Linked DNA regions of Homo sapiens: region 1 is linked to region 2. The links are chromatin contacts, found by Hi-C in ENCODE. All regions are on one chromosome and are shown on one strand. Each heading gives the region's core, a stretch centred on a gene start or an enhancer-like site at or near the end of the contact. The rest is flanking DNA. Distances are from core to core; before and after follow the strand shown.

Region 1 (2,700 bases), core at 144-2,643, 350 kb before region 2:
GTGTCCTAATAGCACTGCCAAGACTTTGACCCCAGCACTAATAGTAAATGCCTTTCAGTTGGAAGTTAGGCCCATAAGCACAAGGACATTTTGTGCTCAATCTCAGCCTCAGCTACTCCATTCTACTGTTTCTCCTCCTTCTCTCATAGAGCATACATCCCCACTGGAAGAAAGTGACAGAATAGAAGAAAGGTGCACAAAACCCTCTATTGGTTTTTTATCACATCAAAAAAAATCTGGATTCTTCACTATGGCCTTATAAAGCACTTCCTGGTTTGGCACCTGATTACACCTTCCATTTTATCTCTTACCCTCTCTCACTTTGCTCCAGCCACTTTGGCCTTCTTTCTTCCTTGAACATACAAGGTTCATTTCCAGTGCCAAGTATTTTCAGTCATTGTTTCCTCTATGGCAGGGGTCCCCTACCCCCAGGCTGTAGAATGGTACTGGTCGGGGCCCTGTTAGGAACTTGGCCACACATCAGGAGGTGAGCAGTAGGTGAGTGGGTGAAGCTTCATCTGTGTTTACGGTCACTCCCCATGGCTCACAATACCGCCTGAGCTCACCTCCTGTCAGATCAGCAGCAGGATTAGATTCTCATAGGACTGCAAACTCTATTGTAAACTGCACATGCGAGGGATCTGGGTTGGGTGCTCTTTATGAGAATCTAATGCCTGTTGATCTGTCACTCTCTCCCATCACCCCTAGATAGGACAGTCTAGTTGCAGGAAAACAAGCCCAGGGATCCCAGTGATTCTGCATTATGGTGAGTTGCATAATTATTTCATTATATATTACAATGTAATAATAATAGAAATAAAGTGTGCAACACATGTAATGTGCTGGAATCAACCCAAAACCATCCCTACCCTCGCCTCCATCTGTGGAAAACCCAGTCCCTGGTGCCAAAAAGGTTGAAGACCACTGGTCTATGGAAATGCTCTCTCTGTCCTTACATCTTATTATTGCTAGATCTTCATAATTCAGGTCTCAGCACAAATGCAGTGCTCCTAGAAAGACTAGCCCTGCCACACCATCTAAAATCCCACCCCACCTTATCCATCTGTATCACATTATCCTGTGTGATGCTCCTTAGGGTACTTATTACTTGGTATCCTCTTCTTTATATTTACTGGTTTAATTTCTCTTCCCTACCACATATAAGCTTTATAAGAGCAATCTTATTGATTGCTATATCCCAAGTGCCCAGAACAGTGCCTGACAGAGCAGTTATTCAAAAGATGTTTACTGGATTTGAGTGAATGATTGGGCTAGGTTAAACTATTGACTTTTGGATTATCTGTGCATTCCTGTGTTTCCTGCTCTAACTATTGTGCTTATGACCACAGACAACTCAGAAGGGCTTACATGGCAGAGGCTGAGTTAATGATACTGTTGGTCTGGCCCATAGGATTGAGATAGTCCACGCTGAGTCATTTCAGAGCTGTGTGGTATTTCAATCCAAGATTGCTCTGTAAACTATGATGGACTGCCTGCCCATGCATAAGGTACTTTCATCTGTAAAGAAGAATATTACAAGCTTTCTGACCTTAAAGGCTTCTCCTTAACTAGGCAGACAAGCAGATAAGCAAATGGTTTTTATACAATGTGAAAAGTAAGTTCAAATTATAGATGGACAAAGGAAGAATACAAGTTTAACAAATGGGGGGGTGTTAGAGTTATTTTCCCAAAAGTAGTGATGTCTGTTTGGAGCTTTAAAGCACAAAAAGGAGTTTGTCAGAAGCACATATAGGTATTCCAGGGAAACAATGGCACCACTAAGGTATAGAGGCAAGAAAGAGCCTGGGGAATTACAATAGTTTGGTAATGCCAGAATGCAAAATGTGCAGTTCAGGCTGGCAGAAGGAAACGAGGCTGGAATAGGAGCCAACAGGCTTATAATAATATATATCCTTGAGGTGCTAGATCCACCATATGTTTGAGGTCAAATACAAATATCTCAAATATCTTTCAGTCCAAAAGAGCCAACAATGAGTTGAGCTGAGAGCATGTTGCAACCTCCAGCCCCGCTTTGTACTCCCCTCGGGCACCATGAGCACCGTGCCCAACAATCTCAAAAGCCCCCACATGCTGGACCCATTAGGCACTGCATGCTCCACCGTCTGAGTCATTTCTCCCTCTGCCACTGGTGACTGAACCCAGAGGAACTCTCCACTAATTGAATTTGAGATGACTCACTCTAAACTAGGGACTTGAAACTCGAAAACCTTGGCAGCAATACCTTGGCAGTGAAATTCTTGGGTCATATTGTCCAGCTCATTGTCTGGGGAGCCAGTAGGAGCGAGGGGATGTAGTGTGGGTATCTGTCGGGGAGGAAGGTTGGAGGCAGGGACTTTGGGTTTTCTTAGAGACCTGGAAAGGATAAGAGCATTCACTGCATGTCATTGTTTGTTTGAGCTCCAGCTGGTAGCCAAGAGTTTTTAAAAAATGACATTCGAACATGTTTTGTTTGGCACACCTAGTTTTGTTTACAATATTTGATGCAACATTTTAAAGATAAGGAGCTTTTACATTACATACCACATTTCTGATTCTGTTAAAGCATTGAAAGACCTGGCAATAACCCACTGCAAGTGAAGAATGGATATCCCTGGTACAGGTGGTGTGCTCCCTAGGTTTCCAGAGTCTTCACCCCGATTTTTACATTCTGATGCCCCTGCACTTATATCCAGAATGTTT
Region 2 (2,700 bases), core at 133-2,632:
GTTTGAAATCAGCCTGGACAACATAGTGAGACCCCATCTCTTAAAAAAAAAATTAGGTAGGCATGGTGGCTCATGCCTGTAGTCCCAGCTACTCAAGAGGCTGAGGTGGGAGGATTATTTGAGCCTGGGAGACTGAGGCTGCAGTGAGCTGTGATCATGCTACTGCCCTCTAGCCTGTGTGACAGAGTGAAGCCCTGTCTCAAAATAAATAAAATAAATAAATAAACAAACAGATAGTTGACTGCAGTTTCCTGACCCCTTGAAGTCAGGTGCGGCCATATGCCTTTCTTTGGCAAATGACATGCAAGCAAAAAGTGATGTGCATCTCTCTTGGGTAGATGATTTAAAAGCCAGAAGTGATTTGCCACATTCCTTTCCCCTGTGGCAGAGACAGTGAGCGCACCCGTGCTGAGACAGAGCTGCCAGCCAAGGGCCCAGAGTAAGTAAGTAATCAGAGCCCCCACCCCTCTGCATTGGCCCTGTAGACTGCACCAGAAGTAAACTTCTGCTGTGTTGTAAGCACTGAGATATTGGGGTTGTTAGCACTACCTCAACCCAACTGATGGCCACACTTTAGATGTGCAGGAAATGGTAGCTGTTATGATTTTTTTCTCTTCCTTTTGTCTTCTCTCTCAGAGGTTCTGAGCAATGATGTGACCGATGGTGTCATCCGAGTCATCTGTAGCAAATGCTACTTTTGGATCTATCACCTCGGCATATGGGGAATCCTGTCTGTACAGCTGATATTCCACCTCTACCCTTCTCTTGCCCTATCATTTTGAGAGGGAAGAATTGGGATTAAACACTAGAGTTTTATCACTCATTTTCCTTTGCAAACCTTACCTTGCTTATCTGTGAAATGGATGTGAGAGCCTTGTTTCTATCTTTTCCAGGACTTATTGTATGATTGGTCCATGTATAGCAAGTATTATATACATCCCTCAGAAATTACTATTACTGGGTTTTCTTGTCTACCTTTTTTCCCCCATTCAGCACATGATGGTCAATTTTTTGTTTCTTTCCCCCCAGGATCTTGGAAACAAAGACCTCAACAGGGATAAAATTTACTTGATTTGTCAAATAGTCCGGGTCGGCAAGATGGATCTTAAGGATACTGGTGCAAAGAAGTGCACGCAGGGACTGAGGAGGCCCTTTGGGGTGGCAGGTAAGGGGCACACTCTGCATCATTGATTTTTATGGGAGCGCACATTTTATGTGGCTGAATTGTAATGATGATTTGTTTCCCAACCGCCTCCTGCTGCCCCCACCCCTGCAAAATTTATGCCAGACAGCCCTTAATAACTACATTTCTGGTGACTAAATCAAAATAATTGGTGACTAAGTCCAGATTTATGATGAACACAGTGAATCATGGGCTCCTCTTGTCTGGAGTAGAGCATCGGGAGACCGGGGCCGTCTGAGCAGTTGACACCTTTGCTCCCCAGCTCTGTGAAAAAGGAAAAACAATACAGGCAGGATCTAATTATGAGGAGCAAATCATTTAAAAAGTACATCTAGGACAGGAAATGCAGTTACACAGAATGAGTCACCTACCACACATCTAAATTCCAGATGGAAACGGACATTTGGAGAATTGGCGTGACCTGAGGCAGAGCCCTGCATGAGGCTGCTGTACAGCAACATCAGCTCTGCATTCCTCTTAAGCTTTAGCTCTCCTGGGGTTTCTAAGGCTTCGTCATTCTTGCCCCACTTTTATGGTTTTAGTTATGTTTGACTACCACTTGTACTGTTATTTACCAAATATAGTTTCTTTTAATCAACCTGCTTTACATAATGTATGTTTTTCATCAAAGGCGATTTAAATTCCTGTGAAAATGGCAATTTGATATGCCAGTTTTCTTTTTATTAAAATATAAAATTTTAAGAGTATACCGTGCATAACCCCTATGTACCATAGCTAACCTCAGTGTTTCAGGTTTCTCACTTCAAGATGCTCTGATCTGTAATCGCAGACCTGCTTACTCTCCAACTAGTCCCCTGGCACTGCTTGCAAAGCGGTGGAGTGGAGGATGTTTTACTGAGCTCACTGTTTTTTTTTTTTTTTTAACCTGGCACTGCGGCTAGCTAGCCAGCCAGTGATATTGGGCAAGCATTTTCCCCAGAGCCTTAGTTTTATTATGTGCAAAATGAAGGACTCATACCTGGTTAATTCATGAAATCCTCTACTGCTCTAAAATGCTCTGATTCTACTTGTGGGGGCATTTCTGACATCATGGTGTTTCTGTTAAGGCAGTAAGGATCCTTCAACCTTACTGCAAAGTGTGTCTTTGTCCTCAGCTGTAGCCTGCCCTCTCTTTTGGTGTCAGATGACAGAAATCTGATCTAAACTGGTAGAAGAAGGAAAAGAAAAGGTACTTTATTGGTGTAACTGAAGAGCTTATGAATAGATCGCTTCAGGCATAGCTGGATCCAGGAACTCAAATCAGTTTGTCTCTTTCTTGCTCCCATGTCCTCATGCTGGCTTACTATGAAGAATTTGTCTCTTTCTTGCTCAGCCCCTATGTCTTCATGCTGGCTTACTAAGAAGATGGCTGTCCAACTAGTTGGCAAATTATCAGCCAGCTGTTCCAAGCTTGCATCCTACCAACTTAGCAACCAGTGGAAAGAATGTACCTCTTTCCCATTAGTTTCAGCAGAAGCCCCAGGAGCTTTAATATAGGTCACGTCCTCATCTCCATA

The links. Hi-C counts contacts between places; a loop is a spot of excess contacts on that map. Pooled maps may share reads with other maps.
Region 1: a loop to region 2 is called in a map of endothelial cell of umbilical vein, with 11 times the contacts of the local background. The contact joins two enhancer-like sites. A Hi-C loop is called at or near these places in 3 of 168 maps with a recorded cell type or tissue (MCF 10A, chondrocyte and endothelial cell of umbilical vein) and 3 of 50 pooled maps.

The regions. Positions count from the first base shown.
Region 1 is chr5:169,348,803-169,351,502 of GRCh38, forward strand. No RefSeq gene overlaps it. Among named protein-coding and RNA genes, the nearest start is that of SLIT3, 49 kb to the left of the region's middle. Within about 2 kb of position 1,394, at least 5 of the 41 ENCODE cell types and tissues checked have a DNase peak (open chromatin) inside an H3K27ac peak, as active enhancers do; they include endothelial cell of umbilical vein, where a contact is called at or near this core.
Region 2 is chr5:169,694,774-169,697,473 of GRCh38, forward strand. It overlaps DOCK2 (dedicator of cytokinesis 2), which reads left to right. Exons shown (of 52, transcript NM_004946.3): 10 at 1,030-1,165. Among named protein-coding and RNA genes, the nearest start is that of DOCK2, 59 kb to the left of the region's middle. RefSeq lists an enhancer at 705-1,904. Within about 2 kb of position 1,383, at least 5 of the 41 ENCODE cell types and tissues checked have a DNase peak (open chromatin) inside an H3K27ac peak, as active enhancers do; they include endothelial cell of umbilical vein, where a contact is called at or near this core.